Regions from separate parts of the Mus musculus genome. Here regions 2 and 3 are each linked to region 1. The links are chromatin loops, found by intact Hi-C in ENCODE. Cell type or tissue: left cerebral cortex. All regions are shown on one strand.

Evidence for each region. Hi-C counts contacts between places; a loop is a spot of excess contacts. Peaks named below come from ENCODE experiments on the same cell type or tissue, not always from the same donor. Only the 100,000 strongest peaks of a DNase experiment are listed, where the experiment ranks them.
Region 2: it touches region 1 in a loop (3-fold over the local background); 1 of 42 quality-filtered maps calls a loop at or near these places.
Region 3: a loop joins it to region 1, with 4 times the contacts of the local background. A loop is called at or near these places in 1 of 42 quality-filtered maps.

Annotation. Positions count from the first base shown.
Region 1 is chr7:110,056,972-110,061,971 of GRCm38, forward strand. It overlaps Zfp143 (zinc finger protein 143), which reads left to right and starts at 4,740. Exons shown (of 16, transcript NM_001374618.1): 1 at 4,740-4,804. In left cerebral cortex, CTCF peaks have their summits at 2,353 (motif pointing left) and 3,995; DNase peaks (open chromatin) are centred at 2,356, 2,606, 3,419, 3,729 and 1 more place; H3K4me3 peaks cover 1,603 bases; H3K27ac peaks cover 1,916 bases.
Region 2 is chr7:111,079,864-111,084,863 of GRCm38, forward strand. Eif4g2 (eukaryotic translation initiation factor 4, gamma 2) reads right to left here and starts at 3,167. Exons shown (of 22, transcript NM_013507.3): 1 at 2,922-3,167; 2 at 1,644-1,770; 3 at 1,036-1,101; 4 at 319-459. The coding sequence starts at 1,684. In left cerebral cortex, CTCF peaks have their summits at 2,401 (motif pointing left) and 4,763; DNase peaks (open chromatin) are centred at 2,378, 2,556, 2,820, 3,256 and 1 more place; H3K4me3 peaks cover 3,135 bases; H3K27ac peaks cover 2,756 bases.
Region 3 is chr7:109,745,064-109,750,063 of GRCm38, forward strand. It overlaps Tmem9b (TMEM9 domain family, member B), which reads right to left. Exons shown (of 5, transcript NM_020050.1): 2 at 4,950-5,000; 3 at 247-355. Among named protein-coding and RNA genes, the nearest start is that of Tmem9b, 4.7 kb to the right of the region's middle. In left cerebral cortex, CTCF peaks have their summits at 667 (motif pointing left) and 2,894 (motif pointing left); no DNase peak of the experiment used is centred here.

The sequences.
Region 1 (5,000 bases):
CTTCACTAATATTTAAATTAATCCAATTTTCACATTGTTACTAGAAAACCATATATCAAAAAAGGTTTAAGTTGGTTTTAAACACAATGAAAATTATCATTTACAGAGGTTATATATTTTTCAAGTTAGAATTGGTAGTTTTAGTTAGAATCAATAGTTACAATATAGCAGGCAAATCAAAATTTTCTTCTTACACTTAACCTGGAATTTTTATCTGAGTTCTTTTCACACATCTAAATTTTACCAAAGGGTTCAGGGGATCTTATTCAGTCTTCAGGAATTAGATGGTTAGCTGTGAGATGTGTATGGTGAGAATTGAACCTGGGACTCAAGCTATCTCTCCAGACCCAGAACAGGTTATTTTTTTGGTTTTGGTTCTGTTTTTGGCTTTTGGTTTGGTTTTGGTTTTTCTGTACAGCCCTGGCTGTCCTGGAACTCAGAAATCCCCCTGACTCTGCCTCCCGAGTGCTGGGATTAAAGGCATGCGCCTCCACACCCGGTCCAGAACAGTTTCTTAAATTGAACAACAAATAGTATTTCCCAGAGGTCTATTAGAGCTAGGTTGTAACTTTAACTAACTAAAGTGATTCTATATAAGTCTCCCTGTATTTGAGTGCCATATGATATTTGGGCAAATGACTAAATTATACAGTCTTAATATTAAATAAGTCCGCCATGATAAAAAAAAAAGTGTTATTTCAAGGTCTTTAGCAGCTATTTGGTCATAAAAGGCCAGAACTTACTATAGCACCATGCCTGTTAAGAAGTGACTGGCTAGCCGTGTGTTGTGGCACATGCCTTCAATCCCAGCACTTGGGAGGCAGAGGCATTTCTGAGTTTGAGGCCAGCCTTGTCTACAGAGTGAGTTCCAGGACAGCCAGGGCTACACAGAGAAACCCTGTCTCAAAAAAAAAAAAAAAAAAAAAAAAAAGTGACTGGCTTCAATAGCTAGTCTTGCTATACTGGAACTTTGTGGGTCAAGTTGCCAACATAGAGACCCTTTACCTCACAAGCAAAGATGTGCACTCCTTTTATTTTTAATTGATTCAAGTTGCCAAATGTAGATCTGCTAATGCTACAGTATTTTCTTAGGGTTTTACGCTGTGAACAGACACCACAACCAAGGCAGCTGATGACAACATAGCAGCATCCAGGTAGGATGGTGCCCGAAGTGCTGTGTAAAAGTTGCTTAGCAGAATACTGGCTTCCAGGGAGCACTTAATCCAACAAGGCCTTCTGATAGTTCTACTCTCTGGGCTAAGCATATATCTATCACAAGTGTATTCCAAGTTGATCTACATGTAATCCAGATAGAATCTTTTTTTCACACCTACCAAGGAATTGACAAGGTTATTCTGTTTGAGCATATAAAGAGGGACCAAAATGATGCCACGCTCCCACACACACCCAAAAAAAGAAAACAAAAAACCCTTCAACATGCCTTTAGTCCCCTCCTTCACAGGTAGTTGAATGCCTTAGGAGCCAGCTGGGTCTACAGAATGAATTCTACAATAGCCAGGGCTATGCATCAGAGAAGCCATGTCTCAAAAGAAAAGCCAATCAAAAATAACAGTAGTGATCCCTGTGGTACTATTTCAGCCAATGAGCTGAGAAAGAAACCCTACATTAATGTGATCATTAATAGAGAATAAATGGCCCTGATAGAGCAATTAACTTAAAAGGCCTAGGCCTCTCAGCTCATGTATTATCCCAAAATGACCTAGGTGGACCAAAGATTGCTAAGCAGTGTCTTGATTTTAGGATAAACAATGTAGAATCTGAAAAATTAGACTAGCTTTACATATTCACTGGGTTGTAGTTATGTGACTTTAGCTGCTTGTAGCAAGAAGTCATTTTAAAAAGTGTTATGCCTTAATAAGTCCTTAAAATTGTAATTCCAGTGTCAAGAGTGCTTTCATAGCCTGAATTAGGCTGGATTTGAGTCCAAACATTAGCCCTGAAAAGCAATCAAGAAAATCTAGCAAATCACAAAACTGATGGGCTGGTATCCACAAGTAGTGGAAGGCTCTTAGTACCACCCTAACCTTACCAAAACAATCTTAAAAACAGATGTGCCTAGCATATCAGTGTTCTACATATTCATGCTTTCAAAGCTCACAAAGAATTAGAGACATTTGTGATGTTAAAACGGTTACTATATATAGAATATATAAAATCACAACACCTAACAGCTTGAGTACCCTGAGGTATAGGATTTACTAAACTTAAAAATGATTTAATGTTTTGATCATAAAATGCCATCTGTGGTTGGAGAAATAACAGTGGTTACAGAGATCCTGAATTCAATAACCAGCAACCACATGGTGGTAATAGGATCTGATGCCCTCTTCTGGCATGCTGTATATATACAGTATATACAGTTAGAGCACTGAAGCATTAAATAAAATCTTTTTTAAAATTCCAGTGTCATGCCCTAATTTTTTTTTCGTTCATTCATTTTATTTTATTGAGTGCATGGTGGAAGGGGGGAGGGAGGGAGGATCTTTCCCATGCTGGGTAAGATCTATGCCTTGGGAAGGAAGGCAGGCAAACGGGTTAGTGCTAGTGCATAGTCCATGGTGGTGCTTTATCCAAAAGACTTTGGTTGTGGCCTCCCATTTTATTCTCAAAGGGCAGTCTGGGAACCCTCTTGCAGAAGGCAGGAGGAACTGGCCGACCTCCTTATCTGTCTCACGACGGTCTAAACTCAGCTCACCCAGCTCACGTTCCTTATTAGTGGGTGAACAATCCAACGCTTGGTGAATTCTGCTTAACGATAGGAAGAGCCGACATCGAAGGATCAAAAAGCCGCCACAAGCCAGTTATCCCTGTGGTAACTTTTCTGACATCTCCTGCTACATTGTTCCAACATGCCAGAGGCTGTTCACCTTGGAGACCCATATTCTAATTTTTAAGGGTCCAAGTGTTTTGTGTCCTTGAGGATTAAACCCATGAACAAGATGGTGGTGGCATTTGCACTAGGAATGTTTAACCATTGTTCATAACAATATTCATACTGGCCGGGCAGTGCTTGCGCACGCCTTTAATCCCAGCACTCAGGAGGCAGAGGTAGGCGGATTTCTGAGTTCAAGGCCAGCCTGGTCTACAGAGTGAGTTCCAGGACAGCCAGGGCTACAGAGAAACCCCATCTGGAAAAAAAAGCAAAAAATAATAATACTGTTCAGAACCAGAGATGGTGGCACATGCCTATCTATAATCCCATTACTGGCCATGTGGAGGTAGAAAGGTCCAAGAGTACCAAAACAAAGTAGTGGTGTCATGTACCTTTCTTGCCAGGGTTTGATAGGAGTTGTGGGTGGATTAGGTCAAGATCATGTCATCAATTGCCCTCTACATAGCAAATACAAGGCCAGACAGCCACACTCTCAAAAACCATAAAAGGATGTATATTCTAAGTCCTGAGATCCTTCAAATGACATTTGAGTACCGATTATGTAACTATGCCCTGGTTAGATTAATATTTTAAAATTGTGATTTATTGGGCCTTATGTGGCATAGGCTATACAGCCTACTCTTAGCACTTAGGGATATACTCTCCGGTTAAATTCATAGCCTACTGAACTATACTGCAAACTAAAGTCTCAGATGGGGTGAGGGCAAGAGAAGGTAATACTGTAGGTTCCGACTAGATTTAGTTACAAACTCAAGTTTCTCCCGGCTATTTTTCGACTTCATCAATGACATCACCTGAAATGCAAGTGACTGACGGCTAATGCTGGTCAACCTCCTCATCTTATTGGAATATACACCTGGTACTGCGGCTACTGCACTCTTATCTGAAATGCCTTGTATTGGAAATGGCTTAAGGGTTGGGCCGAGAGGATTAAAAAAAAAAAAAAACGTACCACATGCCACAACTAATGTCTCAATAGGTTAAAGAGCCCAACAGATGCTTTCTTCATCCTTCAGTTTCACAAAACAGGGAAAGCGCATGCAAAGGACCCGAGCGACCACAAGTCCACGGACACACTAAGAGCATTCGCTTTGCCTCCCAGCGGAAGCTCGGCTCCGCCGGGATCTCCGCAGAAGCAGAAAGCTCAACCTCCCATGGCATGGTCATGCCCGGAGATTGGGGAAGGGCAGGCAGGTTCCGAACCCAGTCTCCGGCATCAGCTGCGCTAGGCACAGAGACCCAAAGCGAAGGCCTCGGCCGACTCCGAGAGCCCCTAGGGAGCGCGTGGGAGGTTCGGGCCGCCCTCCTGCCTTCCTCTAACCTTCCAATGAAATAACACTCGGCAATAGAAAGGCAAGGCCCATCCGGCCTCCGATACACGCTCCGGCAGGGCCACCGGGAGCTCCATGGGTTCCACATTAGCCCTGTAGGGAAAATGGCGCCCATCACCCTATTTCCCTCCCGGGCAATCAAAAGGACGAACCTCCCTCCCTTGCTACAAAATGGCGCCTCCCGCTGGGGCCCCAGAATCGGCATAATTCACTCGTCCGTGGGGCGGAGTGGTCCGCGATGAGCAGTTTCGCCATCCAGTCAGGCACAGAAGCTTTGATTCCGTACCTGGCGCCAGCCACTCATGAGCGGGTAGGAAGGTCAGGCAACAATGACGCAGGTGAGGTGGGCGTAGTTAGTGGCGGTTTCCTGCCCGTCAGCTAAATCTAGACCAATCGAGAGCAAGAGTCTTCCAGTGAGTGACGTAAAGACAGCCCAATGGAGGGTAGGGGCGGGACTCAGAATTGCTATGCGGGTTGCGGGGCTTGGGGGCCGGGCGGCTGTTTCCTGTCCTGGTGCATGGTGGTCGGACGAAGGAATTGTTGGAAAATTTTCTCGGAGGTTCGTATATAAATGTGTTTTTACCCAGTGTGCATTATTCTCCGCCCGGCCGCCGCCCTCAGTGCGGCGGCGCGGGCCCACTCGGGCCCCGGCTCTCCCTCCAGCTGCTTATGCTGGTCCTCAGGCCTGGCCGATCCTACGGCCGCCTTCGTAGCGCAGCCCGGGCAGAATCGGAGTTTATTAATAACCCGAGGCC
Region 2 (5,000 bases), 1.0 Mb after region 1:
AGAGCAGTAGGTTTTCATTATATGGAAGTGACCATGAGTTAAGATGGTTATATTACCCATGTCACTGAGTTACACACTAAACCAACAATGGAAATGCCATCACTTCCAACTTGTAGGTTGTAAACAAATAAACCTTGCTGTCAAATACCAGTAGGCTATACTTCTGTTTAAGATTCTTTAAAATATTGTTGATATTTGAATCCACTACAATGTAATGGATGCCTAGTGAATCTTGCCAAAATCATGCCTGAATTTTTCAATTCACATACTAGAATATAGTTCACCACCACTTCCCTCAGAACAGACTTTGGCACTTACCCTCTTACTTTCCTGAAGATTGCATCATGTCGTTCTTTTTCATTTGCGGAGTTGTTTGCTGCGGAGTTGTCATCTCGTCTAGTGCTTCGTGCAGGAATCCATTTCTGAGCGTTTTGCCCTGGGGTTTTCCCCAGGAACTCGCTAGTTTAATAAAACATTGATGAAGTGGCTTACAATTATGAAAAAACTTGAACACAGCATCCACTCACAACAAATACCATAAAACCCTAAAACCGCTAAACAGAGGGGAAAAGGAGCCACCAAACCAAAGGCTTTACTTCCCCCCCCACAACAAAACAATCCTAAAAATTTTTTCAAACAGCATCAGAATTGTCCAGATGGTATCTTAAAACAGACTCGAAGGCCCATTCCCAATTTCTGTTCTAGTAGGTTTGGGGTAGTACCCAAAAATTTCCACTTCTGAATATATATATTCCCAGGCAATGCCAAAACTGCTGGCCCAGGCACCAAACCTTGAGACTTAATACTAAAATGCTTAACAAGCAAATTCCACACAGACCACTTCACAAATACCCTATAGTAGGGATCGTAATTTTGAAATACCAGCAAACATAAACCAAGAGGATGAAAAGCAGTTTGGAATTATGAATCCACATCAAGATTACTGATGACTTCCCAAGAATTACCCTGTTAGCATGGAAGTCTTTAATCAAATCGACAGTTTTAAGTTAACTGTCTTTACAAGTTTTACCATACCTGTTGCCAGCAGTCTTGGGATAGTGCTGAGGTGCACCCCTACTTCCTCCTCCGCCCGAAGAAGCACTATTCAAAAGAAAATTTTTACTATACCAATTATGCCTCACTTGGAAGGGAACCTATTTATATTTTAGAAACTGCGTAACAAAGTGAACTTTGGCCTAAAAGAAAGTGAACTGGAGGCTAGAGATGGCTCAGATATTCAAAGCAGTTCAGTTCCTAACATCCACATGGCAGCTCACAACTCCAGTCTCAGAGGATCTGATGCCCTCTTCTGACACTGTACACAGAAATGTATGCAGACATACATTCAGACAAAATAATCCCCCACCCCACCCCTGTAATCCATTTACTCTTTATTCTAGAACCACAGCACATTAGTGGGAATTGGTAACGACTTTGTTTTTTGAGTCAGGGTTTCTTTGTGTAGCCCTGCCTGTCCTGGAACTCACTCTCTAGACCAGACTGGCCTTGAAATCAGAAATCCGCCTGCCTCTGCCTCCCAAGTGCTGGGATTAAAGCCGTGCGCCACCACTGCCAGGCTTTTATGACTGGCCCTTTCTGAACACCCCCTCCAATGTATCTACTACCCACTCCCAAAACCATACCTGAAACGAGAAGCACCCCCTTCTGCAATCGCACTCTCCACTTTGGCGGCTTGACAACGAAGAATCTTCAAAAGAATAATATTAATGGATGGGGTGGGGAGGGGAGGGGATGGTAGAAATGAAAAGCCTGGAAAGAGAGAAAACACCAAAATTAGGTACTGCCATACTGAGCTATAAACTTTCAAATATAATTTATTTCCGCTCCCAGCACTGCAGCTGGTTGAACTTTCACTGCATTGCAGCCCTCAGAAGACTAAAATAGAACGAAGTCAAAACCCACAAATACACAATAAAACCTGTTTAGCCCCGTGGATTCTCTTAGTATTCAAGGATGCAAAGAACAGCTTTTGTGAGAAAAATAAAATGAAAAAAAATCTGGATGCTGCCTAGGAAGCAGCCGTATTATGGGGCCTTTAAAATTAAACAGAAATGCTATCAAGACCGGCGGTGCTACAAGGGATATGTCTGCGGTACTAAAATGGGTGGCCGGGGTGGTGACAGGCCGGCCAGAGCCTCACTACCCGGTGTTGGGCAGCTTTTCCTCCGCTCGTCTTTATAAGCCCTTCCTTTTACACAGGGCGCGTGTGGAAAGCCGCCGGAAGGCCGGGGCCACAACACAACATGGCAGCAGGCACCTCCGCCCCACTCCGCGCGAACAAAAGAGCAGCGAGTTCCTCCCCCAGGCCCAGGCTGGCTCAGCTTCCGAGCGGCGTCTAGCGAGGGCCCAGGCCTGGGCGGGAGGCGCCCCCTCCGGGCCGGCCCTTTGTTCTCCCGCAGGAAGGCGGCCTCCTGCCCACCCGCCGCCTCCACCATAAATCCCCCGGCTGACAGCGCCTCGGCTGCCAAGGCCCACAAAGGGACCGAGACTCGCTCTTGGCGTCGCCCGAGTGGGACATCCCGCAGTAGGGCCACACACCTCCTCCCCGCCGGGAGGCCGGGCTCCGGACTCGTCCGCCTCGCTGGTCCCGCGCCAACGGCCGGGCCCTGCCGCGGGCCGCGTCCCTCCCGCCGAGGCGCGAGGCCTGCCACGCTCGCACGCTGTTCCCGGATCCCACGTCAGGATCCCGGCTGCGCCCGCCACTCGACCGCACGTCAGCCTAGCTCTTCGGTCGACACAGGAAGGAGCGCGGAGGCCATAGATTTCTAAGTAGCCCAAAGGCAGAGGAAAGGCCGCCCCGCCCGGCTCCGCCTGCGGCCGCCATTTTGTTCCACTCGACAAGAAGCGGCCAGGGGCGGCGGCCATCTTAGAGGGCTCCGCTCGGCGGCGACTCCACTCACCTTCACCGAGAACTCAGCAGCTGCCACCGCAGCTGCCTCCTCTGGATCCGGTCGTCGGGGACGGGGAAGGGAGGGGGAAGGGGAACGGAAAACAAAAAAGGGGGAGGGAAGGGGGAGGAAGGAGACGCGGCCGGCTTGAAAGTCTCAGCTCAGAGGAGTAGCTGCTGCAGCCGCCACCTGGTACCCGCCGCCACCTCCATAGAGCTCCGGCTCGCTGCTGGCGCTGAGGCGTGTCTGAAGCCCAACTTATCACTCTGAGGCGGCCGACCCACTAGAGCCTCCCCGAGTGGCTCCTTCGCTATCCAATCAGCAGCCGGGCTTCCGTCCGCTACCAATCCGCGCAGGGCGGCGGGGAGGAGCCAGCGGGCAAGCTCGGTTGCGGCGCAGCCTCGCCGCAGTGCGCAAAGCCATATTCGCGAAGGCTCTGGGGCCAAGCCAGTGGCGTAAGGGCGGCGGGCCGGCGCGCTGCGGGACTCTTGCGTAGCGCCGGGAGCCCAGTGAGTGTGCGCCGCCGGGCCGCCTGGTCTTCCTGGGCCGGCGCTTTGTTCCGGAGTCCCAGCCTCATGCTTGCATAGAAGAACCTTTTCCTCGCCTCTCCTCCCTGACCCGCCCGGGCCTGGCGTCCTGAGGGCTCGGCGTGGCCTTGCGGCCTGGCCTCGGTTTAGCGTCTGGGAGCTTTGCTGAAGAGAGGGACGTGTGCCCATCGATAGGAATGCGTTCTGTTTGTTGGTCCTCCATCTGCAGAGTAACGAGAAAAGGATCAAAGGAAGGGCTTTGTATCCCAGGCTAGAGGCAGCTTTAACTCAAATGCTCGGCCTGCTGTCACCGAGCTTGACCCAGACAGTATACTAGGCTGGCTTGAGAAGTGTTTGCAGAGCGCGGGCATTTGGAAATTGCAAAGTCATTTTTTAAAGTTTTTCCTTCATTTTTAACAAACATTAAAGACGGGCAGCGCAGTGCTTTCATTTTATTTAAGGGCTATATAGGAAAATGAAGCATTTCAAACTATACTTCCAGGTGGTATTTTAAAAGATGGGTTATGTATGTATGCCACAGTATGCAACATTTTAGCTTTCCAAAAATGAAGGTATGTAAACGAGAAATGTCCCATCTCTGTTAAGCATGCATTTTTTTTTTTCAATAAGATGGGTTACTAAACTAAAGCACGTGTGTTTTCAACAGTCATGGCTTGGAATTCATTCCCAAGAGCTGGGTTTTCAAAGACCCAAACGTAATTTGGCATGTCTTGGTGTTGAAAGCCCTAGTTCTTAAATAGAATTTTCAGCAGACAATTGTACTTTCCTTAGTATTTAAGTCTGCTGAAAAGTGTGGCTTTGAAGGTTTATAATTCTAGTAAACTTAGGTCTTTGCCTTAGAATTAATGCTATTAAATAAACTTTCACTTAAACTAAAAACTGTAAAAACCATTTTTATTTGGGGGTTAAGTGTAAAAAAGAAAAGCATTTTTTAGGAGAGGGGCAATTTTTTTCAATATAAGAGATTTTGCTTTGTATATATAACTTGTATGGCTTTATAACTAGTAGAAATATATACTGTGATATTTTAGTTTTTCACAAGTGATTTACATTCATTATGATACACTAAAGACATCTGTGTGCTAGAAACACAGTGGTCCAAAAACTCAATACTCACTATACTAGTGTATGTGTCAAATAGCCACTTGGTCTAAAACATGGATATTCTAAATACAAAGGACTAGAATGTAAATATATCCTAATATATTTATATTATGCATATATCTAATAAATAAAACAGAAACTAAAATATAAAGTCTTAAAAACAGGATCTTGAATTTAAAAAAATGTTAAAAGGGACAGCAAGGTGGTGCTGCTGGTAACGAACAGCACCACGTGCTGCCAAGCCTCATGACTGAGCTCAGTCTCCAGTCCCACATGGAATAAAGAGAGAAGGCTCACTTATACACACACATTTTAAAAAGGGCTTTTTCAAGCTTTGTTAATTGCAAAAATCTGCTATGAATTTTCTATGCAGGTATGTGAGGTGCTAACTGACAGGGAGTAAAACCAAGAAGAAATTCAAAAAAAAAAAGAGGCGGAG
Region 3 (5,000 bases), 310 kb before region 1:
CTGATAATGTCTCACTGGCGTTCAGTGTGTATGATAAACTACCATGTACTTCAGAATGTGGAGCTAAACACAGCATAGTTTCAGAGCCATTTCATTCACTTGTCCGTTTACTACGTCCTAACAAATCCAGAAAGCAAGAGCAGGGCCATTGTTACTTCCTGGGAAACTCAAACGTTTCTGTCTTTTCTGGGGAGCATGTGGGAATGTGTGTGCACGTGTGTGCATGTGTACAAACTCATGTTTCACCTTGATTGTGACAGAGCTTCTCTCTTCGTATTTGCATTCACAGCGTAGACAGTATGCTTCTACATCAGGTCCCCGTACAGGCATGGGCTCCACGACATGAAGGCAATCACTGGAAAAAAGGAAAATACTGAGGAGACCTGGCTTGATGTTCTCCTGGCTCTGATTAAAACTAGTCCTGAAACCCAGAACAGATATTAGCTTACTTACAGAAATAAGGACCAAATGATCAATAAATCAAAGCAAAATAATTTCCTTTCTCAGTATTAGCATTTTGGTAAGGTTTAACAGTGTAAAAAGCTAGATTGGAGAGATGGCTCAGCAGTTAGGAGCACTGACTGTTCTTCCAGAAGTCCTGAGTTCAATTCCCAGCAACCACAAGATGGCTCACAACCATCTGTAATGAGATCCAATGCCCTCTTCTGGTATATCTGAGGACAGCAACAGTATACTCAAATATATAAAATAAATATATATTTTTTTAAAGTGGAAAAAGCCAAAGACATTGTAAGAAGCCAAAGGCAATGGCTATCTATGTCCAAGTTGCTATTACTAACAGTTTCAGATGCCCCAGAAAATCCCGAACTGTATAAAAAAATTATTTGCCAAAACAAGTCATATTTAGATTTGCCCAGTCACCAAGCAAAACTCCTTTAAATGCTTTAAAGTAACACAAGGCATTATTTAAATGTTATCTCTTGTGAACTAACCATATCTTAGTTTCCATTTGTATGTGAGAAAGAGTGTGGTGCACACACATGTAGAAACCCCAGCAAAATGTCAAATATCCTACTCTATCACTCCTCACCTTGTTCCCCTGAGACAAGATCTCTGCGTGAAACTGGACTAGGCTAGCAGCCAGCAAGTCCCAGTGGTCCTCCTGCCTCTGCTCCCTGCACCTCTTGGGGAACAAGTGTGCTTGGCCATACCTGGCTTTTTATGTGGGTAGTAGAGATTCCAACTCAGGACCTCATATACAGCAGCATCCTTAGTCACTAAGCCATCTGCCCTGTCCCCGTGAATTATTGTTATCGTTATCATTTATTATTTTGTGGTTTTGTGATAATATTTCTCTGTGTATCGGCTGTCTTGGAACTCATTTTGTAGATCAGGCTGGCCTTGAACTCAAGAGATCTGCCTGCCTCTGCCTCCTGAGTGCTGACATTGAAGGCGTGCCACCACTGCCTGTCCAGCTCTTGTTCAGATTAAATTACTTGTTATAGATAACTGAACTTTTTATCACTTTTACCATTTTGAGTTTTATTTGTTTCTAATGCTATAGTTCAGAGCAACAGGATGTGGAAAGGTAGGTTTTGGTGGGTCAAAGAAGGAGTCATCTCAGAACACTGAGCGCTCCCAAGAAGACTGGCTGGGGGAAGAGGCTGCTGCCAAAGCATCTTGAGGCAGCCAGAGATGACGAGTGAAGACACACCAAACTGGAAGCCAGGGCTGCGAGACTGCTCAGTGGGTTAACTATGTGGGAAGCATGAGCATACATATCACATACACAATTGCAAAATGGAAAGTAACCAATCATCTTTCAGAAATGACAGACTTCGAAAAAAGATATTTTTGGTAGCATTGCTTTTTAAAAAAATAAATGCTGCCCTGCACCTCCCCTGCCATCTCCCATTTTTCAAGATAGGGCTTCTCTGTGTAACATCCCTGGCCGTCATGGACCTTGCTTTGTAGACCAGGCTGGCCTCAGACTCACAGAGATTAACCTGCCTCTACCTCCAGAGCACTAGGATTAAAGGCATGCACCACCATACCTGGCCATCTCTCTTATTTTTGTATGCTTCATTTTTCATTTAAAAATGCTTTAATTTTTAAATTTTAGTTTATATGCATATACATGTGCCTACATGTGTTTATGTGTACCATGTGCATGCAGATGTCCTTGGAGGTCAAAGGGCATCAGATCTCCTGAAACAGGAGTTATAGGCGGCTGTGAGCTGCCTGATAGCAAAGCTGGGAACCAAAGCCAGATCCTTTGTAAGATCATTAAATACTCAACTGCTGGGCCAGCTCTCCGGCCCCTGCCTGCCCTGGAACTTGCTCTGTAGACCAGGCTGTCCTGGAACTCACCAAGATCCACCTGTCTGTGCCTCCCAAGTGCTGAGACTAGAAACATGTGCCAGCATAACTGGCCCAAGGATGTAATTATTTCTCACTGTGGCTTTAGGGGTCCACTTTTCAGCATTTTGTAATTTACTCTTCTGTTAAATGCGATCAGTCATTCATATGCTACACTGGAGCAATTAAAAATGTTAACTGGAAACCAGGTGGGGTGGCAAACACCAAAACAGCCAGGACAGCCAGGGCTACATAGAGAAACTTTGTCTCAGAAAAAAAAAGAAGTTGGACATGGTGGCATAGACCTGTAATCAGAGCACCTGGAAGCTGAGGCAGGATGACTCAGAATTCTGGGCGGGCCTGGACTACACAGAGACAGAGACCCTGTTTCTAAACAGAATGGTAGGTAGGTAGATAGGTAGGTAGGAAGGAAGGAAGGCAGGCAGGCAAAAGGAAAGAAGAGAGGAAGGGAGAAGCAGGGGCAGTATAGGACTGAAACAGCAGGAAAGGTTTTTAATTAACCAATAATAAGCAAGATGTGGCTAGCCAGTCTTAGCCACTAGGAAACACCTCCATCTAGTGCTCACAGGAAGGACCAGCTTTGACCCAAGTCCTAAAGACAAACCAGAGAACGGCTCCAACTTTCCTTGTTTTTAACCAGCTATTCCAAGTCAGTGAAGCACTAAAGCTAACAACTGGACAAGAGGCCTAGAGACTAGAAGGTGAAACTGTATTTGGGACCTTGAATACCCAGGTCTTCAGGGAGTCACAGCATCCTGACCTACCACGATCTGCTGTCTGTCCAAACAAGTTAAACATTCTGTCAATTGGGAACAATATCAGCAAAAGACTTACGAGCAAGGGAAAGTAGAAAAGATGGAAGAAAATTTCCAGTAAGTCTTGTTTTCAACTATTTATTTTCAAAGCTTCTAGTTTTAATTTATAACCAGGGATGAAGACATGGCCCTTTCTCAGCACAGAATAACAAACAAACAAACAAACAAACAAACAAACAAACAAACATCAGTGTTAAACACTTTAAAAGTGAGCTTGGTTGCCACTCCACTAATACGTATCACATACTGTTACCAATGAGAAAACAAACTGGTTATACACGTTCAGTTTAGCTTTGGGAAGCTATAGAAATAACTTAAAGATGGATTTGAGGGCTGGGGATCCTGCCCAGTGGGAGAATGTTTATTCAGCATTTACAAGGCCCTGGATCTAAACTCCAGCATAAAAAAGAGCTTGCATGTATTATAGAAAGTGACCTGCTGGTACAAAACCCACTAAAAATATACCCCAATTGCCTTGTAATATAAAAATGCCTTAAAATGATACACAGATGTCCACAAGATCACAAGAACACACCAAACAGCCTGAATCTAAATGCATATTTGTAGGAAGAGTAAACAACGGCACCAGAGAAAGCAAGTGAGCTCAGAGTCAATTTGGGAACTTGTGATGGAACAAATTTACTCTTGCTTTCCAATCACTGCTGCCTGTGAGCCTTGAAATCATGCACACACCAAAGTACTTATCATTTGGGGCTATTCCCATCAATCTTCCACTGTGGCCGTAACATCACAGTCCCACCTAAAGGATATCCATCCTGCTGTATAACCTGCTGCCTCCTGTTTCAGGGCACTCACAGGAAAAACTGCATTCCTAGTCCACTGGGATAAACTGAGAAGGCTTCTCCGGGTCAGCTAGTCAATCAGGACCCCAGGCGTCACAGGCCGGCCTCATTGCCTAAGGCCGGAAAGATCCAGGTCTCAGCCTAATCTGAGCTACCAGAACTACCTGACACACCCCAAAGCAGGGACTCAGACGCACAGCCTTTATTCTCCTTCATCCCTGAGTCTCTGAAACTTAAATAGAGCCTCCAATATTTGGCACTCTGTCCTCAAAACTTACAAACTGTGCCTGGGGAGTAGAGGCAAGAGGAGCAGGAGCTTGAAGCCAACAGGTATACAAAACAGTGCCAGGCTGATCTGGGCTACATAGTAAGATCTTGTCTCAAAACACAGAGCAAAAGCAAACCCCAAACCAAACAACCCCCTACTCCCATTCACAGTAGGAGCTGTAAAATTATAGACCAGGAGCTGGAGAGATGGCTTGGTTAGTTAAGTGTGCTAGCTACTGCTGCAGAGGACAGGAAGGAGTTCAGTTCCCAGCACCGGAGTTGGTCATCTTACAAGCAGCTATCACACTGGCTCCAGAGAATTCAATATCCTCTTCTGACCTCCACAGATACCCGTTGTGGACATGACCACACACAAATATTTTAAGTGATTAAAAAAATTTATACATCAGATAAAGAAGGCTCAATTTGCCTTTCACTGAAAAGAGGGAGAAAGATCCCTGACCAAAGTTTAAGAGGGCACAAGAGAGTAGCTATTGGTAGTTAGTACAATAAACTCAGTCCCATCTGAAATGAAACCTCCCCGGCCTAGAGCTTTCTGTTTAGGCTACAGTATTCCTTTAGACTTGTATCAGACACTCAGGACCCCAGTCTAAGATCTGACACTTCTGCTTAGGAACAAAATGAGACATCATAAGAACAGTCTGAGTTAACAGTAGGAGCCACGGTTTATGTAGCAGGTGATACCTTGGTCCGAGACACTTACCAATCTTTCTGAGATATATTCTTATTATAAATGTGCCCAGGATTCTCTTTA